Regions from separate parts of the Mus musculus genome. Here region 2 is linked to region 1. Evidence: chromatin loops called from intact Hi-C (ENCODE). Cell type or tissue: gastrocnemius. All regions are shown on one strand. Links, peaks and the distances in the headings refer to the core of each region. The heading gives the core; the rest is flanking DNA. Region 1 has its middle 21 kb from the start of Gm33840. Region 2 overlaps Gm34231 (a long non-coding RNA gene).

What was found. A loop is a pair of places that touch in the nucleus more often than their neighbours do. Peaks named below come from ENCODE experiments on the same cell type or tissue, not always from the same donor. Only the 100,000 strongest peaks of a DNase experiment are listed, where the experiment ranks them.
Region 2: it touches region 1 in a loop (15-fold over the local background); 21 of 42 quality-filtered maps call a loop at or near these places.

Annotation. Positions count from the first base shown.
Region 1 is chr4:53,922,450-53,938,177 of GRCm38, reverse strand. No RefSeq gene overlaps it. Among named protein-coding and RNA genes, the nearest start is that of Gm33840, 21 kb to the left of the region's middle. In gastrocnemius, for the core only: a CTCF peak has its summit at 6,583 (motif pointing left); DNase peaks (open chromatin) are centred at 6,417 and 6,551; H3K4me3 peaks cover 339 bases; H3K27ac peaks cover 297 bases.
Region 2 is chr4:55,234,939-55,244,754 of GRCm38, reverse strand. Gm34231 (a long non-coding RNA gene) reads right to left here. Exons shown (of 3, transcript XR_390581.4): 3 at 5,819-6,022. It also overlaps the pseudogene Gm12508. Among named protein-coding and RNA genes, the nearest start is that of Gm34231, 32 kb to the right of the region's middle. In gastrocnemius, for the core only: a CTCF peak has its summit at 4,072 (motif pointing right); DNase peaks (open chromatin) are centred at 1,333 and 4,087.

The DNA.
Region 1 (15,728 bases), core at 3,325-11,324:
GGTATTATTTGGTGAGTGCATTTAGACGCCTTTCGTGTGTGTGTGTGTGTGTGTGTGTGTACTCGCTTGTGTGTTTTAGAAAGGCTCTTAAGCAGTATTCTTTTATATGGTTTTTCAAATGCCCTTTAGTGTGAGTCGTCCCTCCCCATATTCCCTCCTGTGTCTTCTCTCGAATTCCCCTTACTAAATTCTCCTATTCTAAGTAGAAGTTTTCCTTTTCACCTCTCTATAATACTATATTCTATTTTCCCTTCCTCTGAAGATCCACTTCTCCCCTCTGGTCCCTTATTAGGTACCTAACCTCTGTGGTTATTTGGAATTTAGCACACAAACAGAAAATTTGAAAGCTGTCTTAGTTAGGGTTTCATTGCTGTGAGAAGAAACCATGCCCAAGGCAATTCTTTTTCTTTTTTAATTAGGTATTTTCCTCATTTACATTTCCAATGCTATCCCAAAAGTCCCCCATACCCTCCCCCCCCCACTCCCCTACCCACCCAATCCCACTTTTTGGCCCTGGCATTCCCCTGTACTGGGGCATATAAAGTTTGCAAGTCCAATGGGCCTCTCTTTCCAGTGATGGCCAACTAGGCCATCTTTTGATACATATGCAGCTAGAATTCAAGAGCTCCGGGGTACTGGTTAGTTCATATTGTTGTTCCACCTATAGGATTGCAGTTCCCTTTAGCTCCTTGGGTACTTTCTCTAGCTCCTCCATTGGGAGCCCTGTGATCCATCCAATAGCTGACTGTGATCATCCACTTATGTGTTTGCTAGGTCCCAGCATAGTCTCACAAGAGACAGCTATATCAGGGTCCTTTCAGCAAAATCTTGCTAGTGTATGCAATGGTGTCAGTGTTTGGAGGCTGATTATGGGATGCATCCCTAGATATGGCAGTCTCTAGATGGTCCATCCTTTTGTCTCAGCTCCAAACTTTGTCTCTGTAACTCCTTCCATGGGAATACCCAAGATATAAGTTACAATTTGCAAAACACATAAAATTCAAGAAGAACGAAGACCAAAGTGTGGACACGTTGCCCCTTCTTAGAATTGGGAACAAAACACCCAAGGCAATTCTTATAAGACAACATTTCGTTGGGGCTGGTTTACAGTTTCAGAGGTTCAGTCCATTATCATCGTGGTGATGATCATGGCAGTGTGCGGCAGACTTGGGGTGGAGGAGCTGAGCGTTCTGCATCTTGATCTAAAGGCAGCAACTGGAGACTGATGGGAGCCAAACCTATTCAAACCACACCTACAAATAAGAGAAAAACTACAACTGATCAAAGAATAAAAAAAAACAAACTATAGTCAACATTATATAATAAGGAAAGTACAATTAAAACAAAATAAAATACTCTACAAATGAAATCAAAGAGTACAAAAAAAACTATGTTCAACATTATATAATAAGGAAAGTACAAATTAAAACAATAAAATACTCAGGCTTTGCTTATAACACAGGCTAAAGGGAAGAAAAATGACTATTATCTAGAGTTGATAAGAATGTAGGGAAAGACAGTCCTCTACCAAAGTAAATGGGAGTTCAAACTGATGTAGTGATTTGGATGGAAATGTGTAATATTTATTGAATTTTAGAACATATAGAAGCCGGGCGTGGTGGCGCACGCCTTTAATTGCAGCACTCAGGAGGCAGAGGCAGGTGGATTTCTGAGTTCAAGGCCAGCCTGATCTACAAAGTGAGTTCTAGGACAGCCAGGGCTACACAGAGAAACCCTGTCCCGAAAAACCAAAAACAAAAAAACAAAATAAAATATATAGAGCCACTTCTAAGAATCCATGCACAGAAACCCTTATACAATTTCCTAAAGGTATATATTTACAAGACTTTATGCTACACAGAGGATGGCCTTGTCAGGAGGAGAGGCCCTTGGTGCCCAAGTATAGGGGAGTGCAAGGGCAGGGAGGCAAGAGTGGGTGGGTGGGTGGGGGCACACCCTCATAGAAGCAGGAGGGGGGATAGAGGGTTTCTGGGGGTGAAATCTGGAAAGGGGATAACATTTGAAATGTAAATAAATAAAATATCCAAAAAAAAAACTTTAAAAAATAAAGAAGAATGTTCACTACAGCCTTTGCATGAACAACACTATGGGGATCATTTTGTTCACCCATTAATAGAGCTATGAGAAAGTCAGGTCCATGGTTAAGTTTGATTGCTAGTTGATAAGATCTAAAATCTCCTAGAAGCTGAGATTAGGTTAGCCTTGGGGAACCTCTATGATGGATTAGGTTAATTGATGTGGGAAGACCTACCCTGAATGTAGGAGGCAGCATCCTCGAGGCTGGGGTCCACACATGCATAAAATGACAAAATAAACATCAACACTCCCAGCTCCCTGATTATAGAGGCAGTGTGACCAGCCACCTCAGGCTCCCGACACCGTGACTTCCTCCCCATGATAGACTTTAGCTTTGAATTTTGAGCCAAAATAAACTCATTTCCTTAACTTTCCTCAGTGGAGGCAAGAGGAATCAGCGGATAGAGTAGCAGTCGTATCGCTGTCCTAAGAGAACTGAAATGAAAGGGAGCAGAGAGACAGGCAGGGAGCAAGGGGAAGTCCTGTAATGCAAGCACTGGACAGGAAAGAAAACAGGAATAAAATAAAGTGGTGGTGGTTGAAGGAGGAGCAGGAAGGAAGGGAATCTATTTTTATATGAAGCCGTGGAGAGAGGCTTCTCTGGAGGGAAACACTGAACTAAGATTAGAATGACATTCTTAGCCAGCCCAGCATGCTCAAGGCCTCTCACACAATAGGAAGGATGGGTAGGGTGGTGTACAGTGTGGTTACAGGATGTTGTATAAGAGGGGAAAAGAACAAGAGGAGATTAGAAAGGAAGTCTGGCCCAACCGTTTAGCCTTTGAATTTTAGACTTGAGATGAAAAGTTTGGGTTTTATTCCTAAAGGAAATGGGAAGCCATTGGCATATCAAGGAGGGAGGGACATGACCTGCTTCACTGTGGTTGAAAGATGGCTCTGGAAGCTGGATGGAAAACAAGCTGTAAAACAAACAGCACTGGGAGGATGAAGAGGAGGGAGGAGGCCCTTGCAAGGTGTGCTGAGTTTTGATCAGGCTGAGGACCAGGCAGAGCATGAGGAATACCCAGATATGGCCCATGCTCTGAACATGGAGCCTGCACAACTCGCTAGGGCATTAAACTTGTAACCTAACATCAAAGAAAGAATCCAGAGTCCCCCCAGCTCAGGGCCTGGAAGATTCTGTGGGATGGTAGCACCCATTTACTAAAATGAGAAGCCTGGAGCCCAGCTAGTCGAAAGAACCAACAATGCCACGTGGGGCTTGCTAAGTTTGAACATCCTAAGAGGATGGTGAAAGAGCGACCCATGGCTCCAGCTGCATATGTAGCAGAGGATGGCCTTTCTGGAATCAATGGGAGGGGAGGCCCTTGGTCCTGTGGAAGTTTGGTGTCCCAGTGCAGAGGGATGCTAGATCAGTGAGGCGGGAGTGGGGTGGGTGGGTAGGGGAGCACCCTCATAGAGGAGGGAAAACCAGGAAAGGGAATAAAATTCAAAATGTAAATAAATAAAATAACCAATAAAAAATAAAAATAAAAAATAATTTAAATAAAGAAATGTATTTGCAAATTTACCGAAAAACATCTGAGAGAATACTTGCATACCAATGTTGGGCCTCTCCAGTAAGTGCATTTGGGGGTTCAGGGAGGGCACATGGATGAGAGGAAGTGCCAGACTCCACCTGTGTATGTGTGTGTATGTGTGTGTATGTGTGTCTTATGTGTGTGTATATGTGTGTGCATGTGTATTTATATGTATATATATGCATGTGTCTATGTATGCATGTGTATATATATATATGCAAAGTTTGACATTTTTCAATAAATCTGTATTACTTTTAAATTTTAATAAATATAAATAAAACAAGACTGGCTGAGTGATGATTTTTCTGATTTTTTCTTCAAACAAACGCCTTTCCCAGAAGGGTTGCCCTGGGAATGCTTTCCTCACCTCACACACAGTCTTCTCCTCAGCTGTCTCCACCTCACAGGTTGTACCCTAGGTCTCCAACCCAAAGACCTCCAGCTCCTCCTCCTCCTGCTCCTCCTCCTCCTCCTCCTGCTCCTCCTGCTCCTCCTCCTGCTTCTGCTCCTCCTCCTGCTCCTGCTCCTTCTCCTCCTGCTGCTCCTCCTGCTCCTCTTCCTCCTCCTGCTCCTCCTCCTGCTTCTGCTCCTCCTCCTGCTCCTGCTCCTTCTCCTCCTGCTGCTCCTCCTGCTCCTCTTCCTCCTCCTGCTCCTCCTGCTCCTCCTGCTCCTCCTGCTCCTCCTGCTCCTCCTCCTCCTCCTCCTGCTCCTGCTCCTGCTCCTCCTCCTCCTGCTCCTCCTGCTCCTCCTGCTCCTCCTCCTCCTCCTGCTCCTCCTCCTCCTCCTCCTGCTCCTCCTCCTCCTCCTGCTCCTCCTCCTCCTCCTTCTCCTGCTCCTCCTCCTCCTGCTCCTCCTCCTCCTGCTCCTCCTCCTCCTCCTCCTGCTCCTCCTGCTCCTCCTCCTCCTGCTCCTCCTGCTCCTCCTCCTCCTCCTGCTCCTCCTCCTCCTCCTCCTCTTCCTCCTCCCTGAGCCCTGCTAGGTTTCAGCTCTGCCGTGCTCCTCTCTGTCTACATCCAAACCTATCTTGTCCATTTATATATTTACTTGTTTCCCTAACATACCACTGAGGAAGCAGGAACCTCGGATAGTAATCTTCATAGGACAGTAACGTTTGAGACAATGGATTTTAATAAATAAATATTCTTAGTTAACAATGAACAATGAACAGGTACAAGAGAGATAGACCGCTCAATGGTTGCTTACTGTATAAGTCTGAGGACTGGTGTTTGGCTCTCCAGAATCCATGTGGATTCTGCCAATGCCAAGTGGGCTTGATGACCCACTTATAATTCCAGCCTAAAGAAGAGGACACTGGGGACCCTCCCCCCATGGAGTAAGGAGTAAGATGATAGACATCCCGTGGGGTTCTTGGTTTGATTGAGAGACCCTGCCTCATAGAAGAAGGTGAAAGAGCAATTGTAATAATTCCTGACATCAACCTTCAACCTTTACATGCACACAGAGCCTTGTGCATAAAAATCTGCATGTGCGCACGCGCGTGTGCGCGCGCGCGCACACACACACACACACACAGAAAGAGAGAGAGAGAGAGAGAGAGAGAGAGAGAGAGAGAGAGAGAGAGATATCAAGTATTCACCACAAGCAGGCACAGATGGTAAACAGATAAAAATGGACTCAAATTTATCTTCAAAGAAAAGAACTTCTACAATTAATTAGAGCTCAGGTCCAGAATTTCATCCAATATCCTTCCTTTTAATTTTATTTTATTTTATTTTATATTATTTTATTTGTTGTAGGTCTTTTGAGGCAGGGTCTCAGCTAGCCTCAAATTCACTATGTAAAAGAATAAACTTGAACGTCTAACCTTCCTCCTCACTATAAGTGAGCCACCACACCTGGTTTATGCAGAGCTGGCAAGCAAACCCAAGGCTCCAAGCATGCTAAGCAATCACTCTAGCGAAGGAGTAATATCCCCAGCCCAACAGACAACAACTTCTTCCCATTCCCCTCCATGCACTGCCCTGAGCTATATCCAGAGGTCCCAAGGTTTGGCAGGTAATTGATAGAAGAACCACAGGATTGCCCACTGAATCTGGTTTTTCTGGTGCAGCCTCCAAGGGTCTACTTCCTACCATTCTTAGAGTTCTCGCTTCCTTTAGACTCCTTCTAACTCCAACCAGCATATATTTAGTCCAAAACTTGGCTGCAAGCTCCATGCATCCCATTCAACCTCCTCTAGGTACTACTACTCTGAGATGCTCACCAGGTCATCAACAAGCACCCATCCTGACTCAGCCCCTGGATGGAGCACTAAAGATCAGGATGGATGGATTATAAAGACCCTCTCTGCTCACAGCCACACGTGAGGATTAACCTCGGTGATAGACAATTCGAGCAGCATGTGCTAATGGAGCCTCTTAGTATTCTCATAGACCTCACAAGCAGCTTGGTGGGTCCAACTTCCCTTCTCAAGCCCAACTGTTCAAAGACCCAGTAATCATGACCTGATAGAGACTAGCTAGCTGCCTGTGGACACTTGGGATGCTCTTTTTATGAGAGGTGTGTGTTAGTTCTCCGCCTTCCAAGCAGAAAAACTCCATCTTCCTCTCTTGCTTGGTCCTGGTGCCACTTTTAAGCAAGGGTGAACAGACATGCCTGGCGCTTTCTTCAGTCCATTCTGTGGTGCCGATTCTTTGCCCACAACCCTCCTTAGCTCAGTACAGATCAGCGCTTGCCTATGTGGCTACTGACCAACCACACCGGTGCAACTGAGAGACAGGCACAGAGCCAGGAGCACCGCAGGAGCTCAATAGCCCCGCCCACAGCCCAACACTACCACTCTCGGGGCCGTTCTGTCTCACTATCCCTCAGGACAGAAGCCTTGAGAGAGGAAGCCAAACCATGAAAAGATTCTTGGAGTTGTGGGAAGGAGAAGGCTGGATGAGCAAAGCCGACCTTGTCCCCAGAGCCTAGCACACGGTGCTCAGGGGCCACCTGCTGGCAGTTAGGGGCATATGTGACTTTGGGGGAGGAGCTCTTCAAGCCCAGCGCTCCTGTGCATGCACACAGGTGCTACAAACATGTCACACACACACACACACACACACACACACACACACCACAAATCTTACACATACAAACACTTATGTGCTTATACAGAACTATGTAAGATCATGCATACACACACATGAAGCCCTTAGCTTAAGAATGCAAATACGCAGACATAACACAATGCCCTATACTAATGTGTGTGCCTCTACTTACATACCCCAAAACACAAGCACACACATACACAAGTATGTATATGCATACCCTGGTCCCTGGTTTAGCCCCTCTCTCTACATGGCCTCTTTTGTAAGGTCAACCTTCCCAGATATGCCCAGTGAAGACAGAAGTCTCAGCGCTCACCCTGCACTGAGGAGTCCCATCTCGACCACTCTCCCTACCTTTTACCATCAGTCCATCCCTCCCCTCCCCCTTAATTCCAAAGGACCAATCATAACCCCAGAAAACTTAAAAGTATTTCAATGACTTTTGATTCTAAAGACCAAAACCAAAATCCTAATTTCTGTTTTGAATATGACCTACCTCTCCAGGATCAGGGCTCACCTCTTGACCTTCAGTGTCCCAGTTCTTCCCTGGCTGTGTTCGTCCCTCAATCAGCCACACCTTCTCCAAACTCAGACGTTTTGAATCTGTGCTTTCTACTACCCAGTCTCCTGTCCAGTCCCTGAAAGGCCTCCTTCCACTCTCTCTCAATGACACTTCTCCTTGGATGCCTTTTTATGCCCTAACATCCTCTTTGTGGGGGAGCTGTCTATCACACAGTATTGCTATTTATACTATTTAGTGATTTGCCTCTTTCTGCTCTGTCCCTTAAACTCCAAACTCGAAAAGGGCACGGAGGGACTTTGTCCCTTAATAATGTTTTTATATCAAGTTTCTACAGGTTGTGTATGCTACATTCGCTGATGATATATCAACCAAATCTTACTCCAAACGCATCTCCAATTCAACATACTCATGTCCCAGAGAGAGGTCGTAAGGATGGCACATCCTAACACAGCACAGGGCCACAAATTAAAGCCAGCACGTAGTCCTGTGTTGTATGTTAGTCCCTGTTCTGAATTCAAGCGATCTCATCATTTGATTGGTCTCAGGACTCAGAAGACCTGACTGGACATTTGTCCCTACCTTGACAAACCTGTGTCATTGTCTTCCTTGACCAAAACTTAACTATCTGATTGTTAAAGGCAGTGTTTATTTGACGTCTCTAATTAGTGAATAAATGAAAAAAAAATTTAAAATAAACAAAAAAGGCATAAGAATGATACTCATATAATTTTGTGCATGGAGGGAGAAGCATTCTAATCATGATACCAAGAATGAAAAGAATGAACATTGAGAGAAAGTCTGAGTATTAAACTTCCTTAGATCTGTTTAGTTGTCCAATATACAAAGAACAAGTCAGCCTTTGGGATCCATAGGACTAGGGGTTGGATAACATTGAGATAGGAAGCTGCTTTTACAGGAGCCATGACATGACAGGCATGGGGTGGGGGAAGGTTTCTTAAAAATGGCTGAGGCTTTCAAGACAATGACAGCAGAACATTAGGCCAAGCAGGGACTTTCCGCCACATGTGGACTTTAGACTCTGTACAGGCACAGGAGGAGCACACAGCCAACCCTGCTTCTCTACCCTGGAAAGTGCAATGATGGTCAAAGCTGGGAAAGATCTCTTAGAAAGCACTTCTTAAGGACCTCAGCAGTGCCCAACACTGAGAAGCCTGGAGCGTAGCAGAAGGAGCAGTCTGTGCGTTTTGAAAACAATAGCATGCTTATGCATCTCTGTAAGTAGCCTTCAGTGAGAAGCAGACATGCAAAAAGCCCGGGGAGTTCTCGTGTCCACAAACCACTTCGCCCATACCATCCAGAAACCTGGGGACATTTGCCTAGCATTTGTGCAGAGGTGGTTAGAGAAAACCCGACTGAACTTGCCCAGGTGCTATGAACCATGAGGATGCTGACAGAGCCAGGTGCCCCCTCGCGTCCTCTATTGTCTGTGGAACGAGGAGGTTGGCAGAAAGAAAAGGTTCCCCGGGGAAGGGAGATGCTGATACTCTGGGAATCCTGCTGAAGCACTTGTACTGAAATTGGTCTCAGAAGATCTAAGCTGAGAATCTGGCCCCGGTCTTCTTAGTTGAATTTTCTCATCTGTAAGGTAGGAATAACGGTAAGCCACTATGAGGACAAAATGAACTTCTGCAGGTCAAAGGGACCTAACCCGCATTCCTACACCTATAATCGTTTCTAACCATATTCGAATAAGAGCTGGCAGCCCTTTATGAGTGATCCAGGTTAAGGAATGGGGTTGAGGGAGGTAGAGATGTCTCTCAGTGTCGACTGTAAAACGACTATTAATTATAATACCAACATTAATTATAATGCAATCATTTGATCGGTCCCAGGACTCAGCAGGCCTGACTGGACATTTATTCCTACCTTGGCAGGCCTGTGTCATCGTCTTTCTTGAGCGAAATTTTAACTGTCTGATTGGCAAAGGCAGTGTTTAGCTGAAGCCTCTGATTAGTGGATAAATGAAAAGAAATCAAAACCTGCAGATACACCATCTTGTGCAGGGGGGTGGGGGCAGGAAGCGTTCTCATCAAGGTGCTAAGGGCAGAAAGAATAAGTAGTATCTATTAGAGTTATGGGGAGAATTAGATAACACAAATAAAACCTGTGTCAGGGGAGATAGCGCCTTGAGAAAATTCCTTGCCTCACAAGCCTCACAGACTGAGTTCAGATCTCCAGGGCACACATAAAGGCTGGGTTCAGAAACACAGTGCAATCCTGGCAGACAGAAGAGAATTGCTGGGAGCTCACAGGCCAGCTAGCCTAGAGAACACAACAGTGACCATCAGGAGAGACCAACACTAGAGCTCATACTCTGACCACCACATGCACACACAGGCGTCTGTAGTCACACATACAAAACCCAGGGCCAGGCCAGAGGAAGCATTCATTAGAAGCTTTATAGTGTCATCGCTTGATACTATCATCTTCACTTTATCTATGCGGAAAGAGCCAGTGGGACACAATGAGGGCGCGAGACTTGGAGACAAGGAATTCAAAATCCTGAGTGAAAAATGAACCTACATAATTGTTTCAGGACATGTCCTTGTGCCAGTCACTTAACTTCCTTTTCTTCTCTGTAGAATGAAGATGATAAGAGCCATCTCTCTGGGTGTTACTCAAGGTCACACAGGTGTTGAAAGGACATCATTATCTATCAAGAAACAAGTGTGTATGGGTGTGTGTGTGTGTGTGTGTGTGTGTGTGTGTGTGTGTGAGTAAGTGTGTGTGTGTGTGTGTGTGTGTGTGTGTGTGTGTGTGTGTGTGGGAGGGAGAGGGAGAGAGAGAGGGAGAGAGAGAGGGAGAGAGGGGGGAGAGGGAGAGAGTGTGAGTGAGTTTGTGAGCGTGTGTCTTTACTAGAATAGCTTACAACTAAGAAGGGCTGGGTAGTCCAAGAATGCCACCTATTAGACAGTCTGAGAAGCTGCACTGCTCAGTTCACAGGCTAGCTGCATCAGCAGTCCTAATTGGGTACTAACTAAAGTCCTAGGAGATTCTTTGACAGTTGATGATCTTCACTCCATGTTGGAATCCAAAGAAGGTGGAGCCCGGCGTGAGCAGCAAAGGATGGAGGCTCCACTGTTGAGCACTTAGCAGGTGTAAATGCAGCAGAGAAGTAGCACCCTTTTCTCCCTGGTCCTTGCTATCCACAGTCCTACTTGCTCCAGGGAAAGGCCTATTCTCAACTAATCTTTCTTACAAATACCCTTGGCAGACTCACCTTGAGCTGTGTTCTTTCCTTGATTCCAGATCCAATCCAGTTGACAATCAGAGTTAGCCATTGCAGAGAGCAACCTCCTGGCCTAAGAAAAGGAAAGGCCAGGAGGAGGCTAGCTTCTTCTACTTGGGCTGCCGACACAAAGCATCAGATTGGCTAAGCAGCCACCAGTAACAGGAAGACCAGAGGCCTGGATCAAAGTGTTGTAACAAAAGTTGGTCTCTAGTGACATCCTCTTGGCTCAAGGGTGGATGGGACGGCAGCTGATCACTGTATCCTCTCCTGGCTTTTGTGTGCACATAGGGAGTGCCGCAGGTGTATTCCTCTTAAGGAACATGACCATGAAGCTAAGACCCCATCTTGACCTTCCTCAACCTTAATTTCCTGCACCACACACTGCTCCACTGCAAACAGGAGCTTCAACAGAGGCAGAGGGCAGGGGCAATTCAGTTCATAGTACAGACCATGTAATATGCATTAAATCCGGAATAAAGAGCTTCACTAGCGAGGAATGCTCTGGAAAGCAAGACCACTTTCTTCAGTGGGCCCTGAGGCTTCCCTTGGTGATAGTCCTCGAGCAGGAAGCACTGAGAGAAAGGGTGGCTGGGATGCTTCCCATACCTTCTGCCCTCTTCTTAAGTTAACCTCACATTCAGTCTGTGTCTGGCCACCGTCTTCTCCTTGATTTCATCACTGAAGTGGTTGGTTTACCCATGGAGAAGCAAGCAAAAAAAAAATTATTTTTGAAAAGTGAAGTTTTAGAAAAACTAAAGTATCTGAGGTCCCTTCAAAGCCCATGAAGGGGAATGCTCTTAAATAAATATTTGAGTCGACTCAGATTTTAAACAGCAGAGATGGAGGGAGTCATTTTATTGCCGAATTATTAAAAAGCTGTTTATCCCCAACTGAACAGAATCACAGATCAAATCCAAATGGCAGGAATGCGAACGGGGTTTGGGAGAATACAGTGAGAGTGTCTGGGGTAACTGCTCTGGAAGCTGAAGAGCTTCGGCGTGTTAAATTAAGTCCTCTGGCACCTTTTAAAATCTAAGAAAATCAGCTGCATGTTTCTTTAACAGGCTCGAGTTTGAGTGAAAATAAACAAAACTTTTAAAAACTGTCCTGGCTTTGAAACTAAATACCTGATCACAAACTATTTCTGCAATACCCACTGCCCTTGAATGCTTACAATTTATTCATTCGATAAATATTTATTCCACTCTTACTATGTGCCAAGACAGAACATCAGATCCTGGTGATGTCATCGGAGATGAAAACAGACATTGCCTGGCCAAAAGACAGATCAACCATTGGCACTGGAAACTAACTGCCTGGAGTGGGAACCCAGAAGTAGCCTGATCCCCAAGCAGGTACTGGGTTAGGAACTTAGGTCAGGGACCAGACATGGACCAGACACGTGAGCTGAGGTCACAGTGAGTGAGATTGCAATGGCCTACATCTCTGACTCTCAAGGAGATTGATACTGCTTTGAGTCTGCCCACTTGGGAGGAAAAGATATGCCTGCCTCTGCATTATGGTTCCTGCCTCTGTTAGGATGGATGTGAGGCAGAAATGACAGAGAGACATCCATGGAAGCTGACCAAGAGAAAAGTAAACCAGAAAGTGAGAACTGAGTTGACTGGAGCCCACCTGGTGACAGCGGAGTGGACACGGCCTCTTTTGTACACAAGCATTTTAAAACTCCTGAACCAAACATAAACCACAGAGTCTCAGGACCCAGCCGATTTGGAATGTTGCCTTCTGACTTTCAGGAACCCTGTATTGTCTCATACAAGAATTATTCTGGCCTTTTGTCAGGATGCTTGCTATCTTGACTGTGGGAGAAAACCAAGAAGAAGGGGAAAAGATAAAAAATACCTCTGTGTGTGTGCATGTGTGACACATGCGTGCTCACCTGAGTGCATATATCTGCATAGCATGTGTCTAGGAACCCACAAAGGCCAACAGAGGGTGTTGGGTCCACTGCAACTGGAGATACAGGCAGTTGTGAGCAGCCCAAGGTGGGGGCTGAGAACCAAACCTGTGTCGTCTACAACAGAAGCAAGTGCCCCTAACAGCTACGTCATCTCTCCAGCCCCTGGTAAGAATTTCCTTGAGTATTACTCTTTCTGTAAGCATACAACCTAAATGATGTATATGTTTAAGGGGAGAGGCTGAGGAGGATGAAGACAAAGCTAGCCCAGAGACCAGATAGGCCTGTTTATGTCCGACATATCTGCTCTATTTAAAAACAAACAAACAAACAAAAAACTCAGAGTATTTTTATGATAGACCTTTATGTGACTTCCACTGTGTGTGTGAGAGAGAGAGACACACTCGTGTGCAAGAGCATATATAGTGATTTTTTTTACCAATGTGCCAATTCCCAAAGTAGAAGAGACCCAGAAGCCCACTTCAGCAGGACCACATCCTCCTTCTTTGCTGCCTGAATGTCTCCTGTAATAAATAGCCCGATGAGTTTTCACCCCACGCATCTTCAAGTCCTCAATAGATAAGGAATTCATCTAGAACATCAATGCCTGGCATTCACTGAGCATATACTAACAGCTGGCACTGTGCCAAACTCTCCTCTTGCATTGCGTGGTCTGCTACATCCCCATTTTACAGATGAAGCATCCATGGCCTGGAGAGATCCAGGAACATGCATGAAGTCACAGAGCCAGCTGGGAGCAGAACCAACAGCCCCTGGCTCTAGGTGGAAGGGTATAACGTGTGCTGGCCGCCCAGACGCTAGCTGCTTTCGAGCCTGCTCTGCAACGGGTGGTACTGACCCTCTCTCCTGCTGCTGAGCCGGCTGCTCCTGTGCTGGGTAATGGGACTCTTTAGCAAGTTGCCACATCTGCTGAGCCCTAAGTGGCCTCTGTGGAGATCCTACTCATTCATGCTGTGTCTCCTGCTGGAGCTTCACAAAACAGGAAAGCACTTGACTGGATAAAGCGCCTCGGGTGTCAGAACACAGCAACAGATTCCCCTTTTTTTCTTTGCTCCACATCCAAGTACCTGGGCTCCACAGAAGCACATACACTACAGAGCTGGAGGCAGGTGGTTCCCAGGGCCAATCTTCAGACTTGGCTAACCCAGCAGAGCCAGAGTTGCCTGGGGTGTTTGGGGAAATCCTAGCTCCTTTGGCAGAACACAAATCGGTAGATGTAAGCCCAGGAGTCCATGTTTTTTACAAGTTACCATGGGATTCCATTCGGAAGTAAAGAAACCTGTCGTTATAAAGAAAGAAAATCCTAGCTCACAGAGAGCCATTTCTATCTCAAATTCACAGGGCTCAATTCCAGCTGGTTCCATTTGGACACATTCCCTTCAGTCCTGATGTTTCTAAGTCAAAAAGAAAAAAAAGAAAGAAAGAAAGAAAAACTGTCTTGAGACAGCCAGTTATTAGTCAAAGGCAAGGACAAGAATACATAATCCATATGACAAGAGATGCTATTAATCAGTAATACACATGGGGAAATGTTTAATCCCAATATCTATTAAAAATGCAATCAAAACAAGGCAGAGCATTTTATAGCCATCAAATTTAAGACCAGCGATGCCCAACTTTAGGGAGGTTATAATGCAGTTGGTTCATTTGCACACTGCTTGTAACCATTTAAACTGATAGAATATTTTGCAAAACAATTCAGCACCGTAAATCAAGGGCATTGGATGGGGTCTTATAAAAATGTCTGTCTGCTCTATGGCAAGGACTTTGCATGTGACTGAGTTCTGAGGTACAAATAAGTCTTGCTTGTTGCCTTTCAAAGACACAAGGTACGTGAGAGTCATGATTCAATGATAAAAGTAAGTAGTAATGATGCATATTGTTTATATCATTGAGGAGGGCTTCTCAGCTCTGCCTGGCAGTTCACAAAAGGTGTACCTGGGAAGGCTGAAACTCCATCTAAATCTGAAGGAATGGCAATTCTACATGTGAAGAAGTTTGGGGCAAGCACTATAGGCAGAGCAGATGGCCTGAGGAGACACTTGGAAGCTTGCAGGCATTTCCAGTATGCAAGACACCAGAGGAAAGTTCATGGCCACTGGCACTAGAGGGCACCGGATCAGGGCGATAGAGCCTCACTTGTGGTCTGCTAAGGGTCCTATAAGTGATATGGAGGGAGTTGCAAAGATGACTCAGTGATTAAGAGCACTGACTGCTCTGCTCTTCCAGAGCTTCTGAGTTTGAGTCCCAGCAACCACATGGTGGCTCATAACCATCTGTAATGGGATCCAAGGCCCTCTTCTGGTATGTCTGAAGACAGCTACAGTGTACTCATGTATATGAAATAAATAAATAATTCTTTTTTTTTTTAAAAAAAGTAAGTTATAAGGAATCAATGGTATCCATTAGGTAAAAGAGTTTTATGCAAAGGACAAGTGTGAGTCTTAGAACTTTGTGGCTGTTGTGCAGATGACATCAAAAGGACAAGAGCAGAGAGGTTAGCCAGGAATGTGGCCACAATCCAAGCAAGGGGAACAGTGAAGGCCTCACAAGGTAATGAAAATGGGCAGTGGAATAGAAGCCCTCAGCAGAAGGACGGAAGGTGTAAGCAGTTGGTTTCTGAGGCCAGCGGAGGCCGAGATTTAGATCTGAGTGAAGGATGTTAAGGGCATGGGTTTTTTTCTATCACAGCCTGGAAGTCCATGGAAGCAAGCAGGAGTGAGCCACTAGAGAAGCAGGGTTGCAAACCAACCTTGACAGAGGCCTGAGCTAGTCTTTGGCAAGCACTGATACTGACAGAATCCTTCAGAGTCATCCCATATTGAAGAGACAGAGGGTCTGTACGTTACTATATCGGCATAGAGATGTCCCGGGTGAGGGAAATCCAAGCTTTGGGAGGAAACTATATTAGATGCTTTTCTTTTGCTGTGACTAAACACAGTGCTCAAAGGTAATTTAAGAAAGAGAAAGTTTGTTTTGTTTATGATTCCAGAAGAATTAGAGTCTGTATTGGCAGAAAAGAGGCATGGCACAAATGACAGTCACTGTGGCAGTCACAAGAAGCTGAGCGCTCACATCTTGACCCACAAATGTGAAGCAGAGAGAAAGAGAGAGACAGAGATGGAGACAGAGAGACAGAGAGACAGAGACAGACAGAAACAGAGACAACAAGAGAGAGATCTGGAAGTGGTGGAGAAATTTTAGCTCTGAAAGCCCATCCTAGTGACTTACTTCCTCCAGCAAGGCAACACTTCCTAAACAGCTCCATCAGCTAGAGACCAAGTTTACAAATACAGCAGCCTGTGTCGGACATTTTCATTCA
Region 2 (9,816 bases), core at 1-8,000, 1.3 Mb before region 1:
TTCTCACGCATGTGCCACCAGCACTTTACCAGCTGAATCATCACCCCCGCCCCAAGAAGCAGATTTCTTGATTGTAAATCTTGACTGTGGACATGGTATGTGTGCACGCATGTGTACGTGTGTGCATGTGCGTGTGTGTGCACTCCATATTGATGCCCTCGGAGTGTCCTCTTATACTAGGGTTTATGGAGAACTCATTACTAGCAAATGAGAACCAGGTCCTGATGGCCGGCCCCAGTGGTATCATCTGATCCCTGTATGCCTCTTCCAGATCGTGAGTATCCTGCCATCTAGAGCAGAGGCCAGAGGGTTTTTCATTTGGGCCTGTCACACCCATTTCATTCTGCCCCTGTTTTCCATGCACTCACATAGGGTCTGTAGTTACTGGCTTGTGTCTGCCAAATGTTTCTGAGGCCTGGAATGGAGAGAGAGCAGCAGAGGCCAGAGCGTTTATGCCATGGGAAAGGTGGCCTTTCGAAGGATCTTCCTCCTCCTTCCCCAGGTTCTCAGGCCCTACAGAATTCTCAGGGGGGCTGGCCGACTCTTAAGATGTAACTCTGGATAGCAGAAGGCTCTGACAGTCTCACGGATCAGCCTGGTACCCCCAACCCCAGCATTCATGCACACACACACACAATCCCTCCAGAACAATGCCACCAAATCATATTGAGCTATGGAACCAGAGCATCCAACGTCATGAAAGAACACAGAGGCCTTTTTCTGGCTGTTGGTGTGATCTCAATAGAAAGCCCTTCTCAGGCAGGAAGAAGCCATTCTTGTGCCATGTCCCTAACAAAAGCTGACCTCTTCTACAGTGGCACAACTGGGCAGGCCCAGAATCAAGCTGGGGTTATTTCCCCACCATCTCCATAGTCATAGCAACAGCCTTGATTAATGCCATGGCCCATTAGAGAGATAATGTCAGCCCTAATCAGAAACGCCTCAAGTATCTCTCTTTGCATTTTGGTAAATGGAGTAATCACATTACGGTTGGATGTGTCTGGGAGCTGATTGCTGTCTCGAAAGTCTGCCTGATTTTCCAGGTTAAGGGGTGTCAGGGGGCCCGAGCCGCAACTAATCATGGTGCATTGTTAGGAGCGCTGAGAGGGAAAACAGAAGGTACAGAGACAGATGGGGAGGTCCCTGCCCTGTCCCTCCTCCTGGGTCAACAGGGGATCCCTGGGTTGGTGGTCTATTGGCAGGGACTGCTTCCCTGAAGATGAGCTTAGTGTCTCAGAGGTGGTGCCCGTGCTGTGGATAAACACAAGGATGGAGAGGCACAGCTAGCATGAGCAGGCAGGGGCCTCAGTTGGGCCCGGCTTTCCCTTCTCCTTTTGCATCGAGCTGGTGATGGACAGCCAGCCTCGGGTCACGCCACTGGGCTGGAAAAGTGGCAGGAGAGAGCTCACTTTTGGCCTGGAGATAGGAAATGGCAGAGGTGACATGCACCCTGTGTAATGAGTGTACACTTGCCCTGTCACAATAGTCTTTGGCCTTTGGCAGGTTCTGCCTTGTGGGAGACTCTCTGGAAGCTTCTCGAGGGCAGAGTCTCGATGCATCTTGGGAGAGGATGACATCCCCTCCTCTCTCCTTTTGTTGCAGAGACACCAAAGGAAGGAGAGGTGATGGCTCTTAAGCCTGCACTCTCACCAGGAATGGACGCTCAGTTCCATCTCTCCAGAGACCCTTCCCATACCGCTACCTCTGTCTGCCTTCCAGCCTGGCTGCCTTTGTTTCTGTCGGTCCACAGGTGACAGTAACAATAAATCATAGCCACCCATATGGAGAGATTAAGAGGAGGACCCGAGGAAATATGCATCGAGCCCCTGGAGGCTATTTTCGGATGCTCCTGGGAGGATTTTTTTTTTCTTTTCTTTTGGAAAGGACTCACACAGTTAACTATTTATGACAGTTTGAAGGCAGAGCAGAAATAGGAGAGTGGTACTTGGTGTCCCTGCCAAGGCTGAGAAGTAAAATCTTCTCAGAGGTCTGAAGCCACTTCAGGGCCATTAAATTTACTGTCTGTTAGACAATATTTAATATCTGGAATAACATTTTATTTTGGGGCCCAGCAATAATTTTTCTTTTCAGTTTTAAGAATTATCTCGGGGCCTGCCAAGTTGACCAGATAGAACTGTTACAGGGTCACAATGTTGCCCCGTGGCCCTGTCCCCCATGAACTCAGATCCCTTGCCAGTGAGGCTGAAGTTCACCTCAGAGCTTTAAGATCAAGGTCCCAGGTCAGGGTTGGAGTAGCGGAAAGCTATGTGGGGAGACTGAGAACAGCCATTAGGCAAGAGGTTACCACATCATGAATCAGTCAATCTCTGTCTTCCATTTGTCTCTGCTCCAGACCAAACTTTATCTTCAAAAATCAATATCCTTCCCAGGAAGATGTTGGATTAGACACGTTAAAGGACCCAACATCACAGCTTGACCTAAGCTCTTACAGACTGGTGTTAGACGGGGTAGGAGAGAATAGATTTCCCAGGCTAAGATGTTTCTCTAACGGCTCTATAAAGCCTTACAACGGCCTCCCCTGGAAACATGCTCTGGACCATCATTGCTTATAAACACAGCTGATCAAGGGCTTGAAAGATAAATCAAATTGAAGATGTGGCGCCTTGACTCCCGCACAGCCACCAGCTTTGAGCTAAATCAGTGGGTCTCAACCCGTGGGTCACAACCCCTTTGGGGGTCAAATATCATATATTCTCCATATTAGGTATTTACATTATGACTCATAACAGTAGCAAAGTTACAGTTCTGAAGTAGCAATGAAAATAATTTTATGGTTGGGGTCACCACGACATGAGAAACTGTATTAAAGGGTCACAGCGTTAGGAAGGTTGAGAACCAGTGAGCTAAATGAACACAAGAGATTCACGGGGAATGCATTAGCATTGTGGTCATAGTGTCTACTGTCCCTGCAGGTACTCTTACCCTAGACACCACTGGTGTTGGCTGTCTAATCCTGGACCTGAGACTGATTCTGGCAGTGGCAAGATGTGCTGCAATCCCCACCCTCCCTCAGTCCAGTCTACTGGGTTTCCCAGGCCCACAGCTCTGACTAGCCTCTGTTGGCACCTCAGGCCTGTCACTTTCAGAAGCCTCCCACGCTCTCACATTGGTACCGTACATGTGTACTCTCCTTAGACACACAGATCTAATGATCTGCATATATCATCTGCTTGGCATCCACTCCTTCTTGACGCTTCAGTTTGCTCAATAGCACCTCACACTCAGTAACTGGCTACTTGGGTACCACCAATGTTGGGACTTGGGCTCTGTGAGTCCCTGCTCCCTCTGCAGATCTTGTGACTGTAGCTGATCTTGCTTCCGTTGATGGCTGTCTTCTTTGGTCCTAGCTCATCTCCTTTCCCTGACCGGTGTGGGCTGTCCTTATTGTTACCTTGTACAGAGTTTGTATGGGAGCCTAGCACATCGTGACCTTCCCATGAGCAGAAACCTCATGGGATTCCCTCCCCCTTGGTGTACCCCTGTCACCTAGCATCACAGCCAGCACAAAGTACGAACTCTGAACACGTATTTGATGCATGAATCAGAAGTGACATTGTAGCCCATTTCTGCAGAAGGGAGGGATTTACCCGTTCCAGTTTTGATGACCCATAGCTACCTGATGCCAATTGAATAGAAAGAACAAGGCCATTATCAACCAACTCTAGCAGGATTTATCACTTCTAAAGTAGTACCCTCTTCAGACAGACTGGTGCCCTTCGTGAACAAGTACCTAAGCACCTAAGACAGAGGTCAGTTCTTATCTGTCAATAACATCTCTATTCATCCTAGAGAGAGAAATATTTATTATCCAGAGGGGAAGAAACACGTGGTTGGAGGTGGCTGGCTCATGGCTGGTTTTATATGTGAGTGAGTCACCAAGTGGTTCTTCCCTTTAGTTTCCTCATCTGGAAACTGATTTCTCCCTCTGATTTATGATTCCATTAACAGATAATTCTGTCCCAAGTCCCAAAGCATTTGTTTTCTGTCCTGCCTTTTGGTCATACCACAGCACCTCAGGGGGAGAGCCTTTGCCTGACATTTTCTACATCACCACCAGGTGGCAGGAGCGTGCTGCAGTCCTTTGGTCCCAAACACAAAGAACGTGCGCTTTGGAGGTTGTCAAGAGGCTAGCTGTCTGAAGCAAAGGGCTAGCAGACCCTTCTGTTTGTAAAAACGTTGGCTTGTATGAAAAACAACAGCCGGATGACTACGCCTGGGTTCATCTAGGAGGGTATAAGCACATTCCTCGCCTACAGGGGGCTTCAAGTTTGCTGAGGGGGTTATCAAACTGACACTAAAATTTGACTATAGGAAGAGGACCGCTGAAGAAGAGCTTGGTTTGTGCTCTAGCCACGAACCATTTGTAGTTATCTAAATTTAACTTGTTGACATTAAATATAAATTAAAAAGAAATGCTGCTTCCTAGTCGCACTAGCTGCAGTTCCAGTGTGCGGTGGCTGCATGTGGTTAGCTGACTGCGTGGGACAGCGCGGACTCTAGGACTCCTGTCAATGCCTAGAGCAGGGTTCTTCTCAGCTGCAGCACCAGCACGCTTGACTCCAGGACTCTAGATGATTACCTGGTGTCAAGAGCAGGCTGTGGTGTGCATCACAGGGTATTTACCGTACCCACTTGAGAACCACTAGGCTAGAGGATATTGGAGAGGACCTGACTTCCGCAACGGGGAGGGAGACCGGTAAGTGTTCTAGAGAATAAACCAAGTGTGGTCACAAGGTGGGAAGAAAGTTCCCAGTTCAGACTGGAGGATGGTGGTGCTGGGGCTTCCCCAGGGAGTCAGCTCTCTCTTTGGCTTCACCAGGGAGTTATCATGCTATGCAAAGCAGCGCAGTGGCATCATTGAGAACGTGCCACGCGGCATCTTACTGCCTGCACCTTGACTTTGCCATCTATTTCTAGCTGGTCCAACCCCGAATTCACAAAAATAACGTCCAAAATTCGAAAAAAAAAAATAATGTCCACTTTATCCCCTTTGTTTTTTGTTTTTCTCTCTTTGGTTACTGGCTCTGGGAGGATGGTTGTTCCTCTGTGGTCCAGAGCAGGGATTTTATGTATCAATAAGAATTAGCTCAATCAACAGAGAGACTCAGGAGACTAGAGACAACAGTCTAAATTCATCCAGTACCCACAGAGATGGGTACAAAAAGCCTCGTTGTACTTCTTCTGCCCTTTGCGTGTAACTTCTAGTCTCTTCCCTCACGAGATGATCAGCTTCTTCTCCTGGTCTGTCACAGATAGTTCAAAGGAGCCTCTGGTCCCCCCTAGGGTGAGGTAATGCTTGATAATCCTTTTGGCTTCCTTACCAGCTATGACTGGTTCTTATGAATTCCAGCTCAATGTCTTACAAAGGGTTCACAATTCGTCTACTTTGTTGGGTTGAGCAAGGCCACAAAATTTAAGAACTGCTAGTCTGGAGGAGAACTGGCTTCCCTTGAGGCTCATGTCCACTTCTATTTTGTGCCATTTGGAACAGAGTCTGACTGATAACTTCACAGAGACCTATACTGATGGAGCGGGAACAGCCTGGTGCTCTATACATAGCTGGTCCCACCTCTACTAACTAGACTTCTTTTCTAATTTCTATTTCTCATTTATTACCAGGAGCTACAGACCTGATCCAGCCCCTCTCTTGTCTCCAGGCAACTCTTTTTTTTTTTTTTTTTTTAAAGATTTATTTATTATTATATGTAAGTACACTGTAGCTGTCTTCAGACACACCAGAAGGGGGAGTCAGATGTCATTACAGATGGTTGTGAGCCACCATGTGGTTGCTGGGATTTGAACTCTGGACCTTCGGAAGAGCAGTCGGGTGCTCTTACCCACTGAGCTATCTCACCAGCCCCTCCAGGCAACTCTTGGCTTTCTTGGGAAAGTGCAGTTCTTAGCCTCCAGCAGATGTACAGCGCATATTTGGTGTATGGCTGCTCACCAAAGACTAGGGAACACATCTGCAGTCAGACAAGTGCAGGTGCGCTGAGGCTGCCTGTGGAAGGGAGAACACAGAGTTTCTTAGTACGGGAGGATTTGAGGGGCTTGTGGAAGGCTGGGCTAGAGAAACATCTGTAGGTTTGCATTGGATGCCAACAAGATGTGAGCAGTTTGGCATCTCAGAAACGCTGGTGCAGTAGGCAAGAAGAACAAATTGAGGCTGGGTAGGTGTACCACTGACAAGAAAGCAACAATCTTCCAAAGAAAACATTTCATCTCTAGTATGGCCTCGATTCTGTTTAGTAGTAAACATTATTTATCACAGTTTGACTGACAACACGCTTGATTTTCGCTTCTTTAGTTCAATGCAAAAAAAAAAAAAAAGAAAAAAAGAAAAAATTACATAACTGAATGAATATTTAAGTTTGGCCAAATGTAGAAGCAATCACAGTGGGTGACAAACAAAACTGAGGTGCCATTTTTAAAGCAGGCAAAGTGATCCTTCGTATTATCTGTCTTTTAGGTGATTGCTTTTCACTGCTTTGCATAAAATTGGCCTTTAGTATAATGATATAATGCAGATGCATCTGAGGTTCTGTCTACCATGTTGGAATAAATAGTGGTTGATGGTTTCTGTTGTTAGCACCTTCCCCTCTCTCTTGTGATTGCTCATTCAAAAGCCCTGTGCAGTTGTCTGTGCTCCTCTTCAGATGTGGTCCCACAAACCACATCTTATCTGTGCGGAGCTAAGAACAAAGGGTCAATTACTTCCGGAGTGTTTCCCACCGTTTCTATTTCGACTCTCTTTTCTGGCAGTTGCGTTACCTCCTGCTTTCATGCGAGCTATTGTTGAAAGAGGGACCCTAAGGGTGGCACTTGATGATTGCAAGTTGGCCTGAGAGCTCATTAACCTTTACATCTTGCTAATTTTACTTACCAGTCTAGAAGGTTGGAGTGGAAAGGAAATCCCATCCATTGTGTTATTCCCTGGACCTTTTGTCATTTCGTTAATGTTTCTCCTCTGTGACTCACTCATAACCTTAACCAAATGCTGAGCGGGTCACCATGACAAAAAAAGAATTTCTCCACCTCCACAAGTCTTCACAATACACTAACAGCAGGATGTCAGACTGTTTTCAATATTACCAACCAAGATGGTAGCTACTTGCCATGTGCATTATCAGGTTGCTGTACCAGAAAGCATGGAGAGTTGGGGTGGTGAGTGTAAGACAATCAATAAAGATTTATAACAAACAATCCAGACATCAGGACATCCATCCTTAAAAGGAGGGTGGAATAGCTTTGAGAATGGACAGAGATGTTGGTGCTAAAAACATGAAGAGAAAATCCAAGACATCACCACAGGCAAAAAATAAATATGGTTAGAATTGGGGTGTGGAGCTCGAACAATCTAGATCATAGTTAATTCATATAGCATTGTGTCTGAGGGAAATGAAGAAGCAGTAGCAAGAAATTTGGGACAGCAATTGGATGGTGGAAGGTATTATGCTGCAATGCACTAGGCAAGAATAGTGGTAGTGCATGTGGATAGCCCTGGGGCTAATTGTATTTGATGTTAATTCTGTTCTCCTGTGAGGGGCTGCGAACAAGGAATGAGTCAGCACTCAGGTGATTTCTTGTAAACCTGCTTCCCACCTTAATTTATAAATAAAGGCTAGAGCCTGTGATTGGGCAGAGAAAGAGGGGAAGGTGGAGCTGAAGATTTTGGGAGAGAAAGAGAGAAGAGGATGATGAAGGAGGAGGGAGAAGGAAAGTGGAGCAGAAGCATGTGGCCTGGAGAAACCGCAAGTCATAAGGGGTCTCATAGATGGGGAAGATGGTAGTGTAGCGGTAGATCTGCCCAATCTAGGCACTCAGTATGTAATCATATTAATTGAGTTGTGGTTTTTTTTTTTTTCCTTTTTTTTTTTTTTTTTTTTTTTTTTTTTTTTTTTTTTTTTTTTGAGACAGGTTTTCTCTGTGTAGCCCTGGCTGTCCTGGAGCTCACTTTGTAGACCAGGATGACCTCGAACTCAGAAATCCGCCTGCCTCTGCCTCCCGAGTGCTGGGATCAAAGGCGTGCGCCACCACACCCAGCTGAGTTGTGTTTTCATTGCATGGGCTTATTTAGGTTGGGCGTACCACAACAGTAGCGTTGTGTCTCTTTGTCCAAGTTCTTGGTTAATTTTCTAAGGTGCTGTTTGTTTAGTCTTTAATAATGCCATCTGAGGTAGACAGGACCAGTTCTCATTCACCAAGGCAATTTGAAACTGAGAAGCTAATGTCTTGGCCAGAGAGGTCTGGCATCTTTAGAAGGAAGCATTCAGCCCTGGAGATATGGAAGTAAGAAAACACTTGCCCTTACTTAAAAAAAAAAAAAATCAGCATTTGTAGAATGATAAAGGCAGTTACTTATCACCTTAAGCTAAGAGAAGAGAGAATGTGTGAAAATGGAAGATCAAGTAGAGGGAGAAATAGACAGAACATGCAGCATGCAGCTCTGGAATGTCTGGGGAAGGACAAATGAGTGAATGTGTTCCTGCTGGGAAAGAATTGTGTATGGTTGGGTGGGAGAGAAAAGGAGGCAGTACTCAGCTAGTGGAGGTCCTTTATGGCTGACTGCAGTTTGGAGTCAGTGTTGCTTGCAGTGGGGAGCCAGGGAAGATTCTAAATGTGAAGATTTGCCCAGCTCCATTGGATCTGCATCACAGAAATAAGATTCTGACATCGGATAGAAACTTGTTAGAAAAGGCTAAAAGAGAGACACTTCAGAAAGCCAGTGACAATCATAGCCAGAACCAGATGCGGTGAAAGTAACAGGGCAAAGAAAGCTAGCTTAAGATGCAACGAAGACAATGTTGACGTTATGCCTAGATACGGGGACTTGAGAGAAGGGACGTTGAGGATACTAGGACCATTGCTAGATAGTCAAGTCATGAGTCAAGACAAAGAAACTAGACAGATGAATAGGAAGACAGGAGCAGATGGGGCCAAGATGAGAGTCTAGTTTTGGATATGCTGAGTATTATTATTGGGGTCACTGAGGAGAATTGTCCAGTACACAACTGTTCTAATTTGCTTTTCTGTTGCTGTGATAAACACCATGACCAAAAACAAGTTGGAAAGGAACAGAGTTATTTTAGCTTACAGGTAATGATTCATCATTAAAGGAAGCCATGGCAGAAACTCTCGGCAGGAGTGTGGAGGTAGGAACTGAGACAGAGACCACAAGAGAACACTGCCCACTGGCTTGCTTCAAGCATCACATTCAGCAACCTTTCTTTTACAGCTCAGTCCCACCTCCCTAAATAGTACCACAGACAGTGCGCTGGGCTCTCTTATGTCAACTAGCAATCAGGATGATGCTCCCAAAGACAAGCCCATGGTTTGATAGAGGCAATGTCTCAGATGTGTTGTCTTCTTCCTAAGCATGTCAAGTTGACAGTCAAGATTAGACATCCCAACAATTGAATATTTCAATTTACAAAAGATGAGACACCTGAGTGGCAGATCAAATTCTCTCAGGGGCATTTTTGTTTGGATTGTATAATTGATTCTTTTTATTAGAGTTCTGCAAAGCTACCATGAACACTAAATTAGGAAACACCAAGCCATTGCTCCTAGCAAAAGATAGAGTGGGGGGTGGGGTGTCTTGTGACTCTCACAACAGTCTCATCTTTATTTAATAGATAACCTTATTTATGTATGTTTTCATTTAAGAACATCTTTTTTTTAATATCATTGACTTGTGACTAATGAAATCATGGCCAACAACACTCCAACTCAACCCATAATAAAGCTTTTCTAAAATATATTTTCACCATAAGGCATAACACAGACTTCTTGTGT